Regions from separate parts of the Homo sapiens genome. Here region 1 is linked to region 2. A link is a loop called in an ENCODE intact Hi-C map of the cell type or tissue named here. Cell type or tissue: endothelial cell of umbilical vein. All regions are shown on one strand. Each heading gives the region's core, and the rest is flanking DNA. Links, peaks and the distances in the headings are about the cores only.

Region 1 (11,800 bases), core at 2,130-10,129, 77 kb after region 2:
CAAGAGATAGTATTGTGGAACCATTTCAAAATACGTCAAAGAAATATATTGTGGGGTAAAATATTTGATTTCCTTTGGGGTCTGCTATCTGTCATGTGATGCTGTACTGCAGCCAGGTTGCAATTTGTTATCTTACTGCCACAAAGGGTCTGTTTTGACAGTCTAATGATCTCTATTTTAATGTTAATGCTGGTGGTAGTCATTTGTACCTAAACTCCAAAAGGGAGAATGTATAATGAGGCCTGCCAACCTCCCTGTCATGGCTGAGAATTCAGCTTTCCAGGATTCTCTGAGGTCCCTTTGGCCCAGGGGAGGGGGTCCGTTCTGTTAGTTGAGCAGCTTAGGATTTTATTTTTGGTTTATATTTAAGTATTCAGTGTTAAATTAGGTTAAATATTAACCTAATTTAATAGGTTTTTTTCAACATTTCGTAAGAACTTCTGAACTTCTTCCCCCCGCTCCATTTGTGCTCTCAAGTTAAGGTAAATAGAGGCTGGGCACAGTGGCTCATGTCTGTAATCCTAGCACTTTAGGAGACCAAGGCAGACAGATAGCTTGAGACCAGCCTGGGCAACATGGCAAGACCTCATCTCTATTTAAAAAAAAAAAAAAAAAAAAAGTTACAGTAAATACATAAGCATTTTTAATGGAAACTGTAAAATTTTACAGCCTAGAATTAAGGTGCTAAAGTATTTGACTATTGAATAGGTAATCACATATTAATCTGCTAACATCTAGTTCAGAATGAAATGTTAAATCCAAATACAGAATTAGCCTCTAACAAAGCCAATAGCCACAGTCCTTAGGAAGGGGTGGTCTACTTCCTGGGGCCCCAAGTCAGGTCTAGGCCCAGTAAAAAGTACCAAAGTTTATGGTATATCTATCATTTGGGTGGCCTGTCTGAGCCTGCCTCTCCCTTTCTTCTTTCACTGGAAGGTTTGTCTTCCAGCCCTGTCACCACCCAAAGGGTTCATTTCGCCCGCTGCCCAGATAGAGCCAATTTATCAAGACAGGAGAATTGCACTAGAGAACTAGTTTAATTCATGCAGAGCAGGTTGAACATGAGAGCAGTTTTATTATTACTCAAATCAGTCTCCCCAAAAATTCAGACTAGAGTTTTTCAAGGATAGTTTGGTGGGTAGGGGGCCAGGGAATGGGGAGTACCGACTAATTGGATCAGAGGTGAAATCACAGTGAGTCAAAGCTGTCTTCTTCAGCTGAGTCAGTTCCTGGGTGAGGGCCACAGGACTGGTTGGTGAATCTGGTGGAGCCATCAGTCCTCAGAAATGCAAAAACTGGAAAAGAGATTTTAAAAGACCGATCTTAGATTCTACATGTTATCTGCAGGAGTAACTGGGGAAGTTGCAAGTCTTGTGGCTAATTTGTTAGTTTTATAAAGGTGGTCTGGCTCCCAGGCAAGAAAGGAGTTTGTTTCAGGAAAGGACTGTTAATCATCTTTGTTTCAAAGTTAAACTATAAACTAAGTTTCTTCCAAAGTTAGTTCGGCCTTTGCCTAGGAATGAGCAAGGGCAGCTAGCTTAGAGGTTGGAAGCAAGATGGAGTTGGTTAGATCAGATCCCTTTCAGTGTCATAACTTTCTCACTGCAACGATTTTTGCAAAGGAGGTTTCAGCCCTGTGTAGCTGCAGAGAAGTGACTTGACCTTCCTGTATTAGAGTCCCCCCAACACTCAAATGGGGCAAAGTCAGAATGAGGCTGGAATGAGGCAATGTGAGTAAGACCCATTATGGAGCAGTGTGTTGGGGGAATGAGGATGATGAGGGAGGAGGAGGACCAACTCATGCATTCGCTGGGTGAACCCAGCAAGGAATTCTAGGATAAAATGGTACCGTAACATCAGATTTGCCTGGAGAGTCAGAATTCTACCTTTGTGGCAATCCCACCTATTTTCATGACCTAACACAGCTGGGCTGTAATAACAATGAGGTAGTAACAGCTGACATGTAGTGTGTGAGAACATGAGCCAGGCACTGTTCTAAACCTTTTGCATGTGCCAGTGTCTCTTCAGAACAGCTCTCCACGGTAGGGTCTGTTAGCCATTTGCAGGTAATTTTTTGCACAGTAAATTTCTCTCCAATTGATAAAATGATAACCTCCTTTAAAGATGATTAATGCACAAATAAATACTGGCTCCTTTGCACCTTTTGGGTCTAGCAAGATTCCCAAGCACTCCTACTTTGTAACTCTGACCACCAGTATACCTGCCCTCTGCAGTCAGCTTCACAGACCCCACCTCCTGGAGAAAGCCTTCTTCCCATTGTGTAACAGGAGCCTGGTGCCCATTTCTGTTCATTTGCCCCACTATAGTTTGTTCTGTTTCAGTCTCCCTTGTGAGCTGCGAGGTCCCCGAGGGCCAGGTGATGACTCACTCACTGCTGAGTCCCCTCACCCAGCATAGGGCCTGGCGCCCAATAGACTCTGAATAAATATCCACTTAATCAAACTGAGTTTGTTGACTCACATGTAATTCACAAGCCAATATATTAAATAAATAAGGACAAATGATGTCCTTGGACAAAAAAAAGAGTCTTAAAATAGATACTCTGGCAGAAATGGAAACAGGTCATGTGCCTTTCTGGGATCACTGGGGAAGAGAATGCATTCTGAAGAATTGTATGTGGACACTTTAGAAGGACCACATACCTTGCCTTGATAAAGCTCAAATCCTTTTTTTTTTTTTTCCAAAAAAAATCTGACTGTGATTGACATCAGTAACAAGAGTAGCTCCCCAAGATTGTAAAATAACCCCAAATCACGCAAGAAAGAATTCTAAAATAGTTTGTACTTTGCACTTGTACTTGTTAGCTAGAAAACTAATTCAGGCTCTGGAGCAATCCTCCTTTTATCACTGATGGGTAGACTTTTTCCTCCTGTATTTTATGTTTTCACTAGAGAAAAATTTCTTTAAAGTGCACAGAGGCATCCAGACAGTAAAATAAAACTACAGCTCTTCTGATCGTTGTCTTCCTCAGTAAACAATGTATGTAAGTGACTACTTATCTCATTGGTTTGCTAAGCAAACTGTAAAATTTATATATCTTAATATTCCCCGTAGATGTGAGAAACATGGCCAAATCATAGGCAGATTTATTTTTTCTTATGAAAACTACTGAATAGGCTGTGAAATGGAATAAAATTTACCATTTTTCAAGTCACCCCATTGATAGATTGGAAGCAATGTGGTAAGAGGGGGCCTGGAGGCACAGGTCCATTCCACAGAGAAAGGCCTTGGGGCCACTATGCTGTAGAAGTGATGGCTGTGTGCTTGGGACCATTTTCACAGATGTCATTCAAATGTATTTGCATTGGTAAAGAAAAAACTTGCCTCATAATAAATTCTAGAGATATCAGAATGCTTAAAACTATATTTAAAAACAACAAAAAAGGGTGGGCGCGGTGGCTAACACCTGTAATCCCAGCACTTTGGGAGGCTGAGGCAGGCGGACCACAAGGTCAGGAGTTTGAGACCAGCCTGACCAACATGGTGAAACCCCGTCTCTACTGAAAATACAAAAATTAGCCGGGCATGGTGGCACGCACCTGTAATCCCAGCTACTCAGGAGGCTGAGGCAGGAGAGTCGCTTGAACCCGTGAGGCAGAGGTTGCAATGAGCTGAGATCTCACCACTGCACTCCAGCCTGGGCGACAGAGCGAGACTCCATCTCAAAAAACAACAATAGCAACAACAACAAAAAAGATGTATTCTTTTTTAAAGTTAGAGTTCCAATCTCATATTCTGTATTAGATTAATAATTGCATTGCCATGATGGTCAACATATGGGAGAGCAGCTCTTCTTTTGCAGGTAAATGCCTAGGATTGGCTTATGTATCCATTTATTTACTTTTTATTAAATATTTTAGGAAATTAAAAGATTATACTGTTAGATGAAAAAGTTATGAAGAGGGAGGTAGAGATTTTATGTTACACGTATTTTACCACAATAAAAAAACTTTTTTTTTTGGAGACATGGTCTTACTCCGTCACTCAGGCTGGAGTGCAGTGGCACGATCACAGCTCACTACAGCCTTGACCTTCCAGGCTCAAACAATCCTGCTTCCTCAGCCTACCAAGTAGCTGGAACTACCAGTGTTAGCCACCACACCTCTCTAATATTTTGTATTTTTCTGTATATTTATAGTAGAGACAGGGTCTTGCCATGTTGCCCAGGCTGGTTTCGAACTCCTGGGCTCAAGTGATCTGCCCACCTGGGCCTCCTAAAGTGCTGGGATTACAGGTATGAGCCACCATGCCCAGTTCTTTTCTTTTCTTTATTTTTTGAGACAGGATGTCACTTTGTCACCCAGGCTGGAATGCAGTGGAATGCATGCTCACTGCAGCCTCGACCTCCCAGGCTCAAATGATCTTCCTGCCTCAGTCCCCCAAGTAGCTAGGACTATAGGTGTGCACCACCATGCCCAGCTAATTATTATTTTTATTTTTTGTAGAAACAAAGTTTCACCATGTTCCCCAGGCTGGTCTAGATCTTCTGAGCTCAAGCAATTCACCCACATTGGCCTTCCAAAGTGCTGGGATTACAAGTGTGAGCCACCGCTCCCAGCCCTGGCCAGTTCTTTTCTTGAGACAGTCTTGCTCTGTCATCTACCCTGGAGTGTGGTGGCGCAATCTGGGTTCCCTGCAACTTCCACCTCCTGGGTTCAAGCAATTCTCCCACCTCAGCCTCCCGAGTAGCTGGGACTACAGGTGTGTGCCTCCATGCCCAGCTAATTTTTGTATTTTTAGTAGAGACAGGGTTTCGCCATGTTGGCCAGGCTGGTCTCAAACTCTTGACCTCAAGTGATGCATCCATTTTGGCCTCCCAAAGTGCTGGGATTACAGGTGTGAGCCACCGTGCTTGGCCCCTGGCCAATTCTTTTTAAAAGATTATACTGTTGGCATCATCGAATTTAAAGATACTGGTCTATGACTACCAGACAAGAAGCTTTTTGGAAGCAGGATTACTCCAGAAATGTAGATTTATAATCGTTGAATGAAATAGTCATTAATTAAGTGAACATCATTAAGGTCAAAGCCCCATCCCTTTGTGCCTTTTTTCAACTATTAAGTGCTAATCCTTTGACTTTGAAATTATCCTGTGTGTGTTATAGTTGGGTATTAGATTCAGGAAACCATTATTAAATATTTAATATACTTTCCTACACCAAAAGTGTAGGAAACCACACTTAAAAAAAAACTTTGTTTTTAATTACTAGTAAACTGCTAAAATAGGAAATTTTTTGTTTACTGTAACAAACAGTATTCCTTTCCTTTCCTTTCTTTTTCCTTTTCTTTTTCTTTGTCTTTTTCCTTTGCTTTTGCTTTTTGTTTTTGTTTTTCTTTTTCTTTTTTGAGACAGGGTCTGGCTCTGTTGCCCAGGCTGGAGTACAGTAGCATGTTCACAGCTCACTGCAACCTGCAACCTGCACCTCCTGGGCTCAAGCTATCCTCACACCTCAGCCTCCTGAGTATCTGGGACTACAGGTGTGCGCCACCATGAAGGGCTAATTTTTGTATTTTTTGTAGAGACAGGGTTTCATCATGTTGCCCAGGCTGGTCTCAAACTCCTGGGCTCAAGCAATCCACCCTCCTCAGCCTCTCAAAGTGTTGGGATTACTGGCGTGAGCCACTGTGCCCAGCATATTTTTTACTTGATTTCCAATGCTATAGGATCTCAAGAATATGACTGAATATTATATTATGTAATAAACATAGAGAAACTGGGCTGAAATATATTAGTGATTGATAGGCTAGGAAATTTAGACTTTTAAAGTAAAGCCCTAAGAACAACATGTTTGCTCATTTGTTTCTTTCTCTTAAGAATAGAATGTAGAAAACAAGAAATGTTTGGATTTAAGAACTCTTTTAAATACTACCTAAAGGAAAATAATCACTTCATAAAGAAATAATGCTTATGAGAACATAAATAGTAATATAGTGAACCCATATGTAACTCAAAATGAAAATACAGATATTAAAATTCAGCAACAGCTGGGTGCAGTAGCTCACGCCTGTCATCCCAGCACTTTGGGAGGCCGAGGTGGGTGGATTGTTTGAGGTCAGGAGTTCAAGACCAGCCTGGCCAACATGGTGAAACCCCATCTCTACAAAAATACAAAGAATTAGCCAGCCATGGTGGTGCACAGCTGTAGTCCCAGCTACTGAGGAGGCTGAGGCAGGAGAATTGCTTGAACCCGGGAGGCGGAGGTTGCATTGAGCCAAGATCACACTCCAGCCTGGGCAACAGAGCAAGACTCCATCTCAAAAAAAAAAAAAAATGCAACAAATACTAATTGAATACATCTATGATTGAAACACAAAAATATATCAGAAGTTCTCTGCATCATATAATTGTCCAATGTTAGAGTTGAAAAATTCTATAGAAATGATCTTTTTAGGAATTCTGACTTTACAGATTAAGGAATGGATCTCCAGCTGTTGTTGTCAGCTTCTACGATGTTCTACAGTGATCCCTGCTGCCTAGTATTTATGCCCTTGTGGAGTCCTCTCCCACTTTGTATCTTGATTTTTCTGTGTGATCAGTAGAATACTGTAGAAATGACGTTATGTTTCTTCTGAGGCCAGGTCATTAAACAACATGATGGCTTCTGCCTTCTCCCTCTTGAATCACTCTTCCTCTTGCGAAGCTAGCTGCCATGTTGTGAGGACACTCAGCCAGCCAGTGTAGAAGCCTACAGGACTAGGAACATGGCTTATTGCCAACAACCATGGGAGCAAGTGATCTTGGAAACAGATTCTCTGGGCTAGGAGTTGGCAAACTTTTTCTGTAAAGGGCCAGATAATAAATACTTTAGGCACGTGGGCCATCCAGTCTCTATCACAGCTAATAGTTCTGCTGCTGTAATGCAAAAGCAGTCTTAGACATACGTAAATGAAAGAGCGTGGCTATGTTCCAGTAAACTTTGTTTACCGAACAGGCTGTAGGCCAGTTTTGGCTTAGGGACCTATTGCCATTCCCTTCTTTAGCCTTAGCTCTAAGCCTTTGAATGACTGCAGTTCCTGCCTACATCCTGACTATAGCTTTGTGAGAGACTCTGAGCCAGAGCCACCCAGCTGCTTCCAAATTCCTGACGCACAGGAAGTGTGAGATAATAAATGCTTGTTCTAAGCCACTAAGTTTTGGGATAATTTGTTACGCAGTAATAGATAACCAATGCATCAACAATCCAGGAAGGGAGGCTGGGTGACAGATGAACTGTTTGGCTATGAGTTAATCATTGTTGAAGCCAGGTGATGAGTAAGTTGGGGTTCATTATTCTCTCTACTTTTGTATAATAAAATGGAAAAAGAAAAGGAAATTGGTCACTAAGAAGGATATGTGATTTGTCTAAAATCAGACCCTCAGCACTTTGAAAAAGCCCATGCTGTACACCCAGGTCTCTGGCCCTAAAGTCCCATGTTCTCTTAGCTACCTCTCCCTGCATAAGTAACAACCAATAAAGATCTAGCCCTTTGGCTAAGTTTTCCTTCCAATTCTTTGTTTGTTTGTTTTGGTTTGGTTTTTGTTTTGAGACAGTCTCGCCCTGTCACCCAGGCTGGAGTGCAATGGCACTGTCTTGGCTCACTGCAACTTCTGCCTCCCAGTTTCAGACGATTCCCCTGCCTCAGCCTCCTGAGTAGCTGGGATTACAGGCACCTGCCACCACCCCCATCTAATTTTTTTATTTTTAGTAGAGATGGAGTTTCACCATGTTGCTCAGGCCAGTCTTTAACTCCTGACCTTGTGATCCGCCTGCCTCAGCCTCCCAAAGTGCTGGGATTACAGGCGTGAGCCACTGCGCCCGGCCTTCCTTACAATTCTTTACCACCTTAGTACCTCCAGTTTAACATCCAAGACAATTCTTTGGACTTTGATATCATTGCTGTTATCGAACCATCCTTGAGGCTCTTTAGACCATAGACTATAAGCTTAGAGCTGAGGGAGGGAGCCTTGGTGAGACATGTATGGAATTGAACCTCCATGTGACCTGAAATATAATATTTAACATTTATTTAATTTTGCCATTGATAGAGCACTAGCAGTCCACTATCTTTATTAATCCTCGCACAGCCTATAAGAATAGACCTGTCAGGTCGCAATATAGCAGTTTATGTTTGACTTTAAATAAAAGCACTATTGAAGCAGCTACATTGTGTGGGGTAAATACCTGGGGTTCGTCGTCTTGCACCAAGAAAATTTAGGACACGAACACACGCGAGGAGTTTAGGAGTGGAAGTTTAATGGGCAGAATAAAGAGAAAAAAAGAAAGGAAAACAGCTCTCTCTCTAGTAAGAGAGGGGACTTCCGAGAGGAAAAGAGCAACCGGTAGTGGATGCGCCGGACTTTGTAGTCCGGCTTGAGGAGGCAGTGTCTGATTTAAGTAGGGCTCACAGATTGGTTCAGTCAGGTGTGACGTTTACATAGCCGTGGGGAAGGCTGGTCGCCCCACCCTAATGTTATTATGCAAATAAACTTTCCCCTTGGCCAGCGCCATCTTGTCTCCTTCTTACTACACATGTGGTTGGCAGAGAACGGAAGATGGAGCCACCATTTTGAATATGCCTAGTCCCAGGTAGTTCTTTCCTTCTGGCATTCACCCGTGCAAGTTCCCAGCTTGCCTGTCTGTGTCTGCAGCTGGACTTTACAGGCTGCTCTTTGTTAGAAAATGATTTGGAGCTGCTTTTCATTAAAAGGAAAACCTTACTGAGGACTTCTGTACCCTATCTGCCTAAGTAATTTCTTCTTAACTCCTGTATCACTATGTGAAGGTGCCTAGCACAGCTTTGGGCACATGGGTTCTAAATTAGAGTTTACCTTCCTTTTAAAATCCTATTGAAATTGGAAATGACACCAGAAGGGTTTTTGTTGGCATAAATAAGTTAATGAGGCGATTGTTAGGTACACAGAGTGGATGTTTGAAATAACTCGTCTTTTGATCCATTGCATTGATCAAATGGACTTGCCTCCCCAGAATGGTTGATGATTGACAATAATCTCTAAACTTGGTTGGATTAAGAGGCTGGGAATGGATGGGGGATCCTGTGGATTTTCAGGGTAACCATGAAATCAGATTTGGTATTGGGTTCTGACTATGTCATGTTTTCTGGGTGTTTAACCAGATGTCCTTGGTAATTCCATTTACAAATGAGCTAAAATTATGTGAACAAGGCCTCACAAGTAAGTAGTGGGAGAGCAAAAAGCAGAATACCAGACCTGCTAAAATGCCACTGGACTATGAATTTCAGTTGACAAATACATCTTCTCCTCCTTTTCCTTTCAGAATTCTGTTTCATGTTGTATTTTCCTATTAATAAAAATATGGTTGAGAACAAGTGAATTTTCCCCCATAAATTTTTGAGTTTTGTATTTTTATTTTTGATGGCTATTCTTTTAGATAGACTCTACAAGGCAGTTACTATCTGCCAACTAACTGTTATCAAGAGGTATAACTAAACGTTTGATCTCTCTCCCAAACCAGTTTGGAAAGAATCTTGTATTATTTGTTATTAGGAAAATAAATGGATCTCAGGATTCTCCCCAGGTCTTCATCCAAGTTGCTCTAAGCAGTGTATGCGTAGATTTGTAGACACTTTTTGTTTGAATATTTCTGAAAAAAGATAGGCATATTTTAAATTTGCAAGTCTGGTTTTAGTCACAGGCACAAGAGAAAATGAACTGCCAAATGTCTGGAAGATACAGCTCCAACCCCTCTACTTTCATATGTGAGAAATATTGTTTTGATTAGAGATAGAATAAATCCAGGTAGACTTTTTTTTTTTTTTTTAACTTCTTGGACTGAGTTCACTTTTTAAAATGTCAGTTGTGGAAAGCCATCTTTAACAACATCAGTCTAGGTTATTTAAACTTTATCCAGGATAGCTGTCCACAGATCACTTCTGTGAGAATGATGTGTGATTTAACAATTATAATCAGGGAAACTCGCTAAAGAATTGTCATTTTTTGGCTAGGCATGGTGGCTCATGCCTGTAATCCCAGCACTTTGGGAGGCCGAGGCGGGTGGATCACTTGAGGTCAGGAGTTCGTGAGCAGCCTGGCCAACATGGTGAAACTCTGTCTCTACTAAAAATTCAAAAATTAGCCAGACGTGGTGCTGTGCACCTGTAATCCCAGCTACTTGGGAGGCTGAGGCAGGAGAATTGCTTGAACCCAGGAGGTGGAGGTTGCAGTGAGCCTAGATCATGCCTCTCACTGCACTCCAGCCTGGGCGACAGAGCAAGACTACATCTCAAAAAAAAAAGAAAGAAAGAAAGAAAAAATAAGAACTGTCATTTTTATTCACAGTCTGTACTAAAACATTGGCTTTTGAGTGAAGCATTTTGGTTTGCTGAGGACATAATCAAAATCCACCAGGAGCAGGGTGGGTGTTTTGTGTGTCTTGGTGTTGATAAAATGGCTGTTGGAATCAGGTATACATGTCTTTAAAAACCAGCTTTCACCATTACTAAGTAACCTTGGGCAAGTTACCAAACCTCTCGGCCTCAGTTTCTTCCTCTGTAAAATGGGCACAGCCGGGCACGGTGGCTTACACCTGTAATCCCAGCACTTGAGGAGGCCAAGGCGGGCAGATCACTTGAGGTCAGGAGTTCAAGACCAGCCTGGCCAGCATGGTGAAACCCCATTTCCACTAAAAATAGAAAATAATGAGCCGTGTGTGGTGGTGCATGCCTGTAATCCCAGCTACTCAGGAGGCTCAGGAACGAGAATCTCTTGAACCCAGGAGGTGGAGGTTGCAGTGAGCCGAGATCATGCCACTGCACTGCAGCCTGGGTGACAGAGTAAGACCCTGTCTCAAAAAAAAAAAAAAAAAAAAAAAAAGCACAATGACAGGAACAACCATACAGGGTGAGGAAGTAGTTAGGCCCAGGTCATTGACTTTAAGTCTGTGGCTTTTCTACCATATCAATTAGGAAGATGCAGAATGAACAGAGCACATGGGTATAAGTAACACAAAATTCTTAATTGAGTGTAACAAAGAAATTGTGGACCATCAGGATATAAAATATTTCCATGCTTAGAGATGGATGGTTTTAATACTCCATTCTTAGAGATCTTCCAGAAAAGAAGAAACCACTTTCTTTGGAAAATTACGTGCTTTCTGGCAAGAAGCAGTCTCAGATCCCTCCCAAACCTGTGAGTCCTTAAAAATATTTACTATCCCACTGTATTTTAACCAAAAACAGGTCGTTTTGAAAGGCTAATTAGCCAAAACTAATTTGGATTTTAAATGAATTTCTAGAAATGAAGAGTGGTATCAGGTCACCAAGCAGTAGCCTTCCTTCAAAAATTATGAGGCTCCTGTTGGATATCTCTTTTGGGACTCAAGCTTGAAAGATAAATCTACTCTTTTCATGCCAGAATACACTGAGCAGTTGATTTGAAATAAATCAGAACATAGAGTTTCTAATAATATTAATAATATTAAACATATAGAATTGAGCTGCAAGTATAGTATCTTGTCTGTGTATCAGTCACTATTCCTTTTCTCTTTGCTGCTCTCTCCCCATTTTCGTCTTCTTTTTATTCTGTTTTTCTGAAAGGGAAAAGGACTAACTGCACAGAGTAGCCATTGTTTGAACTGATGTTATCTGAACGCCCTTCTTTTTGTGTGTGTGCTTGTGTTACTATTTGTTTTCTTCATTTCCTTTTAGCAAAATATCCTGCCTTTTCTTCTGTTTATCTTTGCTGGTGCTCATGCATCCTTTCTTTATTCTGGTGGTTCTATCTTCCAATCTTCAAAGCTCTTGTCTCAAACCCTTCCTTGGA
Region 2 (11,800 bases), core at 1,245-9,244:
ACCATCGTTGATACTGGTGTTCTTGTACTCTGTGGCTTAGAATAGGATGTGGGTGAAGTAATTGGAGACAGATCATTTTGATAGCTCCTTGGCTGGGGTCTGTGGCTATCCTCCTCCCCTTCTCCATAATACTCACTGTCATCTTCCACCACATTTCTTTCCACCAATCCCTGGACAGATTTAGTTCCATTCAGCAGAATATCAGTCATGTGTGGACATTATTATGCTGGGCTGTGTGGCAAAGTAGAAAGTGAATAATGAGCTGTCTTTCTTGTCAGGGTAACAATCTTAGTCTTCATTGCATCCAGGTAATGTGTTTTGGCCTCTTTCAACCTCTCTTCCCTTTGCTTTCCTCTGCCTCTCTACTAAGAAGCTTTGACCTCATGATTTCTCAGACCCCCTTCACTGCTTCAGATTCTCTAGATTTTTCATTTTGTGTTTTATTGTCTTTTTAAAGTATTGGGAATTTATAAGATTTTACACTTCCTGCTATAGTTTGGATGTTTGTCCCTCCAAACCTCATGTTGAAATATGATCTGTAATGTTGTGGTGCCTAATGGGCAGTGTTTGGGTCATGCGGGCAGATCCCTCATGAATGGCTTGGTGCCATCCTTGTGCTAACGAATGATTTCCCACTCTGTTAGTTCCTGCTGGAGCTGGTTGTTAAAGAGCCTGGTACCTCCCCTCCCTTTGCTTCCTCTCTTGCCATGTGACTGCATAGCTGGCTCCCCTTCACCTTCCATCATGAGTGGAAGCAGCCTGAGGCTCCCACCAGATGGAGATGCTGGTGCCATGCTTCTTGTACAGCCTGAAAAATCATGAGACAAATAAACCTCTTTTCTTTATAGATTACCCAGCCTCAGGTATTTCTTCATAGCTATACTAATGGACGATGGCATCTTCTGTTTCAGAATACAACTAATTTCTTCACTGAGAGATTTGAGTTGATTCAACTGTACGTACAGCGCCCTCCCCAGCCCTCTTACATACCTGTGTTATAAGATGGTCTGCCTTCCGTTTTTGTTGTTGTTGTTGTTGATCACCATTCTAGGTTGAGCTATAGGAAGTCATGTAGATGTCAAAGCTTATGGAGTCTTTCTAAACCTTCTAAGATTATGCCAACCCAATTCAGAGTATATACACTGATAAAGTAAGATATTTATTAGGATAATTTCTGTAATGGTTGTGTTTGTGCACTAAAGTGTCACTCAGGGTTGAAAAGGCAAATCGTGATTTCAGTCAATTACATTCAAGACTGGTTTTACTTTTAATACCTGCAGAGTTATAGCTTAGGACAGAAGCTTAAGAGATCATACCACCACATTTCACTGAGCCTAAGGTTAACTTCTCCCACATTTTAGTACCTCTGAAATTGAATGTATTTTACAGTGGATATCAGGGAGCTGCCATCGTCAACATGTGGACAAATTTGAATGTCAACACTGGGCCATTTCTGGTAGTGTGATTTGGCAACAGCAACTCCTCATGGTTTCAGTCAGTATAGAAAATGAATTCTGGGTGGGGCTATAAACCTTTCATTGACCCCTTTTGATAAGATCAGAAAAAGCACCAGCATGGAAGCTTGCAAATGGATGCCAGCTGCTTGGAAGGAAATCCTGGATAGAGTGGTGAAGCACTGTTTTAAGGACTGCTGCATCACCCACACTGCTGAGGCCACATAAGAGGATTTTGTATTGGAAAATTTGTGCATTGTCAACTCTGAGATAAAACTTGATTTAGAAGTCTTGGACTCTGAATGTTTAAAAGATCTAGTAGTACATGGGGCTGGGCGCAGTGGCTCACGCCTCTAATCCCAGCACTTTGGGAGGCCGGGCAGGTGGATCACCTGTGGTCAGGAGTTCAAGAGCAGCCCGGCCAACATGACGAAACCCTGTCTCTACTAAAAATACCAAAAACAAAAAACAAAAAAACAGCTAGGTGTGGTGGCATGCACCTGTAGTCCCAGCTACTCAGGAGGCTGAGACAGGAGAATCGCTTGAACCCAGGAGGCGGAGGTTGCAGTGAGCCGAGGTCACGCCACTGCACTCCAGCATGGGCGATAGAGTGAGTGAGACTCTGTCTCAAAAAAAAAAAAAAATCTAGTAGTACATTAACAAGCCTATATTTTGCTTATATTTTGTAGGTAGCACAGGAGTGATTATTAAAAAAAAATCTATCTAAAGAAGTTTTAAAAAGAGCCCTTCAAATTAGAATTCTAGGTAATAAGAACACTTTCTTTAATTATTTAATTGGCAGTATTTTTTTTTCTTGGTGGTATATGGGAGAATGGTGTGTCTTACGGTGTCTTACAGTTTTTGGTATCCTAGATTGTTGAAAGAATAATAGTGGGAAGTGTGGTTTGCCTGCATTTCTGAACTTCCTCTCTAGCACCCAGTTTTTGTACTGCTGCTGATCCTGGCTTCTGTGCCTTGCAAATGCCCTCTTCCCCTGCTCAATGCTCCTCCTGTCAGCCTACTTCCTATACTTCCTTTGATGCTCAATCTAAGACAGACTTCCTCTGCCAAACCCTCCCTAGTAAATACTTCCCCATCTAGAGCATTCAGTGTACTTCTATGGAGGTATATCATTTGAACTATACACTTGACTGTACATGGCTGTGGAAATGTTTTATATTTGTTTCATGACTGGGTTCCTCAACTGTAAAAGATTGTAAACTCTTTGTGATAGGGTCTCTGTACCCTATCACAAGTATCGTTTGATAAATACTTGCCGAGTTTATTTTCACTCTGCATTTGCCTGTGCCATTGTTAGAAATTTGAAGACACGTGAAAAACAAGGACAAACAGGGACAAACTGCCCCTCTCTCTAGTGGTTTCTCTACATGAGCCCTGGAACTGTGGTGGAGAAGGCTCAATGTAATCCCCAGGTTTTGGTGTGATTTTTAGCTTCTTCCTCAGTACTCACCACCACCTCAGGTAGTCGGGTCTGGGGACTTACCCCCAGTGCCCAAGCACCACAGCCTCAAGACTGTCGCATTGCAGAACCATTTGACAATGAACGATCATATATGTGTGTTTACCTTATATGCATATAGCAAGGATTAAATTATTTTATAGCACTGAGTACAAGAAATGTTATATCTTATTTTTCTGATTTTTATTCCCCTCTTACCCTACCTGCTGAAAAGGACAGTCCCATTCATATTTTGACTGCTCTTTGCTTCTCCCTGGGGATGCGCAAGAATAAGAGGGAGGATTATATTTTTTGAAAAACAAAGGACAGCATCAGTAAATCTCAGCTATAGTAAGCTGCATAGTCCAGACTACAAAGTAGAGGGAAGGGAATGGCTGGGTTTCCTCTGTGCTAAGCTTTGGACTTGGGATCTTTTAGGCAGGCTTTGAAAGCCACGGGAGGTGGTGTTTATTCCCTACTCTTCCCTCCATATGCCATCCCATCAGAGTTTCTGTTACTTTCTAGGACATGCTGGGGGCAGGTCTCTCCTATTGACACAATTGGTAGGTAACACTGCCATCAGGGATTGTCCTCCCAGGTTAGGTCACATCTGCCCTACTACACAGTTCTTCCCTCAATCAGCTGGATTTTGCAGGGGTGGAGGGCAGTTGGCTTGCCCGCTGAGTACCACCCATCTTCTGGGGAGGCATTAGAAATATCCAAGGTCAGAACAGCCAGTGGCTTCCCAAGAAGTGGGCAGGAAAACTCCCACTGTCTCCTTGCTGTACCTGCCAACAGCCAGTCAGTGGCCAAACCAAGCATCAAGTCTTATCCTGCTGCACATACACACTTTGTAGTGCAGAACAAGGCTTCAGTGATTCATACTTTTTAAAGAAATACATGAACAGAAAATTTGATGCTACTTACATCCTTTTAAAATAATTACCAGATTAATGCTTGATTCACAGCTGAGAATTTATTCTGATAGGAACACAGTATATGAGTCATTCCATATAAGAAGTACAGAGATGATGCAACAAAATTACAATTAAGCATCACCATTAAGATACATGCATGAGTTCCACTCTCAGGTCTTTTAAGTCCATGTTTAGAGTAGCTCAATTTGTACTGGCTTTTCCTTTCATATATCACAGCAAAAACAGTATCAAAAATATTGTATTTGAGGTGAATTAATAGAAATACAGAATAAAAATCTTTATTTCATAGAAATATGTAAATATATATCACAGAAATATACAAATCCCCCTCCATGCTGCTTCCCTCCCCCATGCAAACCACAGGCATAGGAAGGTTCTGTAGGAGGGCAGAGGGCATCTGGGAGGTGGTAGGGGCCCCTCCCTTCCCTCACTCCAGGGACTTAGGCTCCTCAGGATGTCTGTCTTAGGAACAGCTTCCCAAAGATTCAGTAGGGTGGATTCATTAACTAGCCTTAGATCCACCCTGCTGAGGGAACACAAGCCTGAAAGAGAGTTCCTTTCTCTACTTTTCTGGGACTGGAGTTTTCTGCAATCAGGAAAAACAGAGCAGAAAGTGTGTGCTGCTTGCCAGAGGTTGAAACTCTGAAGACAGTTCTCCCAAAGAAAGAGGAGGCAAAAGAAACATGTAAGGAGACAGGGTTATGTGACTAGGGGATACTTTTCTTTGTTTTGTAAACTATTAAAGTTTTCTATCTTTTCTCCTTAATTACAAAAGCATTACTCGCTTATTACAACCAGATAAAGATTATAGAGATTTCCTTCTGTGCACACGCTGACTTTTGTATGCTAGGTAAGTTTGCATGTGCCTCCTGTGGAGTAAGGAAGTAGGAATTACTCACACATTTACCCTCCAGTAGGTTTATTGTCTGCACTTAATTCAAAATCACAAAAATCTTTCGAAATGTGACAGAATAAGAAAAAGTGCTCACATATGTACTCTTCATCCCATCTACCAAAGAAAATTCTGCAATTGCTAACCCAGTCCCATCCCCTATCCCCATACTGCCAAGTAGGGTTGTTCTTTGTCTTTAAGGATGCAGTATATGAATATAGGAAATTCCATAGCTGGGGGAGGACATGGCCTAAATCACTGTGCATCATCAGGAACAGGAAGGAGCTTACATCACTGTACATCTTGAGGAACCAGGAAGGAGAAAGGGAGAAGAGAACAAAAATCAGAGGAGGATTTGAATTTTGGTTTGGACTTGGTTTAGTTGGGTGCTGTGGTTCAGGGGTGGGGGACAAAGGATAAGCTTCAGAGTGGTGAAGTGTGGAGAAAACTGGTGGGAAGAAAGGGGGAGACATGGTAAGTACCATGCAAAAAGTAAATAAAGAATAGAATAACCAGCTTGGGCAACATGACGAAACCTTGTCTCTGCCCCTGCTCCCCCACCCCCAAAAAATATATATATGTAAATTAGCAGGGTATTGTGGTGTGCCCCTGTAGTGCCAAGTAGTCGGGAGGCTGAGGTAGGAGGATTGCTTGAGCTTGGAAGATGGAGGTTGCAGAGAGCCAAGATCGTGCCACTGTGCTCAAGCCTGGGTGACAGAGCAAGAACCCGCCTCAAAAAAAAGAATAGAATTGTTCTTAAATTAGGTTTTGGTTTCTGATCTGTGCTTCTGAAATTTGACACTCCTTAGGAATAGACCACTAGGGTACCATGTTTGTCATGGCTACAATGGGGTTGCATATGTCAATATATACAGGTAAATAAATATATACCTTGCTCTTTGTAATGGCTACAGAATATTCCACATGGTCCAGCTTTTCTCCTGTCAGTAGGCATTCTGATTGTTTTCCGATATTTTGAGTTACCACCAGTGTAACTTTTCTATACACATACCCTTTTTCAATAGAGTATATATTCCTGAAAGCAGGATTGCTGGATCAAAGAGTAGGCACTACTTTTAATAGGTACAGTGAGATCATTTTCCCAAAAGTGTCCTGGTAACTTATTTATGAGAGCTCCATTTTCATATACCTTACTGTCTACTTGCTCTTAAAAATATTTTTCCTGGCCAGACGTGGTGGCTCATGCCTGTAATCCCAGCACTTTGGGAGGCCAAGGTGGTCAGATCATGAGGTCAGGAGATCGAGACCATCCTGGCTAACATGGTGAAACCCCGTCTCTACTAAAAATACAAAAAAAGTTAGCTAGGTGTGGTGGCAGGCACCTGTAGTCCCAGCTACTCGGGAGGCTGAGGCAGGAGAATGGTGTGAACCCAGGAGCAGAGGTTGCAGTGAGCCGAGATTGCGCCACTGCTCTCCAGCCTGGGGGACAGAGTGAGACTCCATCTCAAAAAAAAAAAATTTTTTTTTCACAAATTGGATAGGCAAAATGTTGTCTGAGGTGGCATTAGGTTCAATTTCCTGACCAGCATTGAGAAAGAATACTTTCTTATTATGTTCAATGGCCACTTGCCATGCCTCATCTGTGAAGCTGCCTACACATGACTTAAGCTCATTTTTCTTTTGAGTGTGGTTTATCTTCTTCTTGTGAATTTGCAGGAATTTTGTATTTTAAGTATATTAACTCTTTGGTCACATGTTACAAATATTTTCTTCTATCTGTTGTTTAGTATTTTTTGTCTCTGGCATATATCACATACATACTTTTTTCCATTTTTTATATAACCCAAGTGTATATTTTTCTTTGTTTCTCCTGGTGTCTTGTCTTGCTTAAGACTTCCAAATAATCCTCAAAATTTCTTGGTGGAGTTTTGAATTTTGTTTGCTATGTGTCTTATTTACATTTAGATGTTGAATTAATTTTGAAATTATTTTTGTTTTTTTAAAATTATTTTTGTTTTGAAGTAGGAGTCCAACTTCATATTTTCCAAAGAAATAGTCATTTATATCATTTATTAAACCGTCTTTTCCAGTAACCTAAAGTCCTACTTTTATCACGTTATTTTGAGATTCTCTTCTATTTCACTGACCTTTTTGTCTGTTTTTGAGCCAATCCATATTGTTTTGATTATAGTTGTTATAGTAAGTTTTAGTATTTGATAGGGCAAAATTTTTCCTAAAAATTTTCCTACTACAATTTTTCTCTAGAAATTTGTTGATAATTCTTTTATTTTTTTTATATAAACTTTAAAATTACTTAGTTCAGCTTCAACAAAATTCATTAGGCCCTGATTGAAATTGTGTTACATTTGTATATGAATTTTGGAAGGAATAACACTTTTGTGATGAGTTTGTCCTCCTAAAAACGTATTCACTGTCTCTGTCAATGACTTATTACATATCCTTCAATAAAATTTTTTAGTTCTTTCACATAAGCTCTGTACTTTCCTTGTTTTTCGTTGGTAATTCATTGCATTTATTTCTCTTGTAAATAGTATTTTTCTAATCAATCTTCATTTTTAACTAGTTCTTACTGCTATAAAGAAGAGCTTTTGAAAAATATGTCCCATAACTACTAAGCACTCTTATTAGTTATAATTGGTTGTTAGTTTTTCTTGGGTTCATACTCATAGCTGCAAATGAGGATAATGTTTTCTTTTTTCTGCTAATACTCATACTATTTATTTATTTATTCATTCTATTTTTTATTTTTTGAGATGGAGTTTCGCTCTTGTTGCCCAGGCTAGAGTGCAATGGCGCAATCTCAGCTCACTGCAACCTCCGCCTCCTGGGTTCAAGCAATTCTCCTGCCTCAGCCGCCTGAGTAGCTGGGATTACAGGCGTCTGCCACCATGCCCAGCCAATGTTGTATTTGTAGTACAGACGGGGTTTCACCATGTTGGCCAGGCTGGTCCCGAACCCCTGACTTCAGGTGATCCGCCTGCCTCAGCCTCCCAAAGTGCTGAGATTACAGGCGTGAGCCACCACGTCTGGCCACTTATACTAATTATTTTATGTTTGCTCTTATTGCATTAGCTAGGGCCTCAAAAACAATATTGAAAACATCTCTGTCTTAGTCTTTACTTGAATAGTGATAGCCTTATTATTTCACCATGTAATAAATTGTTTGCAGGCTGGGAGTGGTGGCTTATGCCTGTAATGCCAGCACTTTGGGAGGTAGAAGTGGGAGGATTGCTTAATGCCAGGAGTTCAAGACTAGCCTAGACAACAAAGCAAGACCCCATCTCTGTGAAAAAATGGAAAATTAGCCTAGTGTGGTGGTATGTGCCTGTAGTACTAGCTACTCAGGAGATTGAGGCAGGAGGATCACCTGAATCCAGGATTTGGAGATTACAGTGAGCTGTGATCATGCTACTGCACTCCAGCCTGGGTGACAGAATGAGACTTGTGTCTTAAGTTGTTTGCTGTGGGTTTGTAATAAATGATTTTTATTTAAGTATATTTTTCTACTTTTATTTTAGATCATTTTCTGTTTGTTTATCTTAATTGGGAATAACTATTGTATAGCAAGTGCTTTTTTAACCTTTATGTTTTTTTAACCTTAAATTATTTTTTATTGTGTTTCTTACCTCATTCAAGAGCTAATGGTCCTTTTTTGTGGAAATGTGGTAGCCTGTTTAGTTGCCATTATTTTAAATACTTTCAATAAATAAATGGCATATTAAATAAATTGTCTGATGTCCTGAAGAACAGGCATTATCAACTGTTTGAAGCATCAATTTTTTTTTTTTAAATTATACTTTAAGTTCTGGGTTACATGTGCAGAACATGCACTTTTGTTACGTAGGTATAAATGTGCCATGGTGCTATCAACCTGTCACCTACATTAGGTGTTTCTCCTAATGGTTTCCCTCCCCTAGCCCCCCATGCCCCACAGGCTCTGGTGTGTGATGTCGCCCTCCCTGTGTCCATGTGTTCTCATTGTTCAACTCCCACTTATGAGTGAGAACACACGGTGTTTGGTTTTCTGATCTTGTGATAGTTTACTGAGAACGATGGCTTCCTTTCCCTGCAAAGGACATGAACTCATCCTTTTTTATGGCTGCATAGTATTCCATGGTGTATATGTGCCACATTTTCTTCATCCAGTCTATCATTGATGGACATTTGGGTTGGTTCCAAGTCTTTGCTATTGTGAATAGTGCCGTAATAAACATACATGTGCATGTGTCTTTATAGTACAATGATTTGTAATCCTTTGGGCATATGCCCAGTAATGGGATGGCTGGGTCAAATGGTATTTCTAGTTCTAGATCCTTGAGGAATCGCCACACTGTCTTCCACAATGGTTGAACTAATTTACACTCCCACCGACAGTGTAAAAGTGTACTTATTTTTCCACAGGCTGTCCAGCATCTGTTGTTTCATGACTTTTTAATGACCACCATTCTAACTGGCATGAGATAGTATCTCATTGTGGTTTTGATTTGCATTTCTCTAATGACCAGTGATGATTAGCATTTTTTCATATGTCTGTTCACCGCATAAATGTCTTTTTTTGAGAAGTGTCTGTTCATATCCTTTGCCCATTTTTTGATGGGGTTGTTTGCCTTTTTCTTGTAAATTTAAGTTCTTTGTAGATTCTGGATATTAGCCCTTTGTCAGATGGAAAGATTGCAAAAATATTCTCCCATTCTGTAGGTTGCGTGTTGACTCTGATGATAGTTTATTTTGCTGTGCAGAAGCTCTTTAGTTTAATTAGATCCCATTTGTCAATTTTGGCTTTTGTTGCCACTGCTTTTGGTGTTATACACATGAAGTCTTTGCCCATGCCTATGTCCTGAATGGTATTGGACAGGTTTTCTTCTAGGATTTTTCTGGTCCTAGGTCTTACGTTTAAGTCTTTGATCCATCTTGAGTTGATTTTTGTATAAGGTGTAAGGAAGGGGTCCAGTTTCAGTTTTCTTCATATGGCTAGCCAGTTTTCCCAACACCATTTATTAAACAGGGAATCTTTTCTCCACTGCTTGTGTGTGTCAGGTTTGTCAAAGATCAGATGGTGGTAGATGTGTGGTGTTATTTCTGAGGCCTCTGGTTTTTTCTGAGGTGTTCTGGTTTTTGGAATTTTCAGCCTTTCTGCTCGGTTTCTCCCCATCTTTGTGGTTTTATCTACCTTTGGTCTTTGAGGTTGGTGACCTCAGTTGGAAATGCAGAAATCACTCATCTTCTGCTTTGATCTCTCTGGGAGCTGTAGACCGGAGCTGTTCCTATTTGGCCATCTTCCAACCTTTATGTTTTAATTTATGGTTATCTTTTCACTTAAAAACGTAATAAATTATGTTGATAGTGTTGCTAATTTTAAGCTATCTCTGCATTCCTGAAATAAACCATGTTATATTATTATATTATATCATATTCTGTATATTTTTCTGTTAATTTGTTACTGGTGGTGAATCCATATGGGTTTGCAGCAACTTCAGTTCTTGCCTCTTCAGAAGGATTTGACCAAGGGGTAAGGCAGAAGGAGAGACCGAGGCAAGTTTTAGAGCAGGAGTTAAAGTTTACTAAAAAGCTTTAGAGTGGGAATGAAAGGAAGTACAGTACACTTGGTGGAAGAGGTCCAAGCAGGTGACTTGTGAGATGGAGTGTGCAGTTTGACCTTTGACTTAAGGGTTGTTTGTTGTTTTTTCTTGGAGATGGAGTTTTACTCTATCCCCCAGGCTGGAGTGCAATGGCGCAATCTTGGCTCACTGCAGCCCCCACCTCCCTGGTTCAAGCGATTCTCGTGCCGCAGCCTCCTTAGTAGCTGGGATTACAGGTGCCTGCCACTACGCCTGGCTAATTTTTGCATTTTTAGTAGAGATGGGGTTTCGCCATGTTGGCCAGGCTGGTCTCGAACTTCTGACCTCAAGTCATCTGCCTGCCTCAGCCTCCCAAAGTGCTGGGATTACAGGCATGAGGCCACTGTGTCTGGCCTGACTTAGGGTTTTGTATGTTGGCATACTTCCAGGGTCTTGGATTCCTTCTGATTCTTCGCTTGAGGTGAGATGTCCACATGCACAGCAGCCTACTAGTGCTTGGGAGATGAGCATGCACAGTGTGTTTACTGGAGTTGTACGCATGCTCACTTGAGGTCCTTACCAGTCAAATGTCCCTGGAAGGTCATATGCCATTTAAACCCCGCCCCCCTGCCATTCTGCCTCTTAATATGCATGCCTGAGCCCACTTGTCCAACTCCTGAGATCTTATCGGGAAGCTGCTGCTCACCAGTTTCAGGTGTTCTCTATCTATTAGGAGACTGCCTTTCCCTGGCACCGGCTGTGGCCAATTATTATTTTAGAAAGAGAGTCAGCAACCGCCTGACCATCACCTGATGGTCACCTGACATTCCAGGTGTGTGTGTGGGGGTGGTGCTGGGAGCACCCTTCTGCCCTCCTCATGCCTGACTAACTACCTACTGTAACAAATTCACTTCTGGGTTCTATTTGCCGGTACTTGATTTAGAATCTTTGCATCAATATTTGTAAGTGAAATTGGTTTCTGTTTTTCTTTGTCATACTTTGGTATTAAGTGTGTTCCGGCTTTTTAGAATGAATTAGGAGGAGCCTTCCATCTTTTTCTATGGTCTAGACCAGTTTGAGTACATAGCAAGTATCTGTTCTGTGATGATGCCTACTGCTCTATATTAATAAGGCTGTGGAGTATTACTGAGTTTTTAATCTTCACTATTATGATCTTAAAATATGACCTTGTTTTAAAAGGAGTCCTCTAAAATACTTTTCTTCCCCCTCTTCCAAGTTGCCAGGTTTTTGGTTATCTCATTGTTTTGCTTTTTATTTCACTTGTGTTTAGATAAAAAGTTTTTAAATTTCACATTTTTAGGCTGGAAACTTATTGCAACAGGAGGGAATATTTAGAGAGGAGAGGAACACACACACCATGCAAGACTTTTGTTGTGGCGTAGTTGGAGATCTGAGAAGGGGAAGGAAACTGGATTTATCAGAAAGAGGGAGGCCAGGGCTAAATGTCAAAGCCTGGCTGTAGCCCTGTCTCCTATAAGCTGAGTGACTTTACGTAA

The links. Hi-C counts contacts between places; a loop is a spot of excess contacts. Peaks named below come from ENCODE experiments on the same cell type or tissue, not always from the same donor. Only the 100,000 strongest peaks of a DNase experiment are listed, where the experiment ranks them.
Region 1: a loop joins it to region 2, with 4 times the contacts of the local background. A loop is called at or near these places in 5 of 110 quality-filtered maps.

What each region holds. Positions count from the first base shown.
Region 1 is chr3:43,414,020-43,425,819 of GRCh38, reverse strand. All of the region lies in intron 12 of ANO10 (anoctamin 10), which reads left to right. Among named protein-coding and RNA genes, the nearest start is that of SNRK-AS1, 68 kb to the right of the region's middle. In endothelial cell of umbilical vein, for the core only: no CTCF peak of the experiment used is centred there; a DNase peak (open chromatin) is centred at 7,009; H3K27ac peaks cover 1,681 bases.
Region 2 is chr3:43,490,129-43,501,928 of GRCh38, reverse strand. All of the region lies in intron 11 of ANO10 (anoctamin 10), which reads left to right. Among named protein-coding and RNA genes, the nearest start is that of ANO10, 130 kb to the left of the region's middle. RefSeq lists an enhancer at 10,569-11,069. In endothelial cell of umbilical vein, for the core only: no CTCF peak of the experiment used is centred there; DNase peaks (open chromatin) are centred at 3,828 and 4,788; H3K27ac peaks cover 3,425 bases.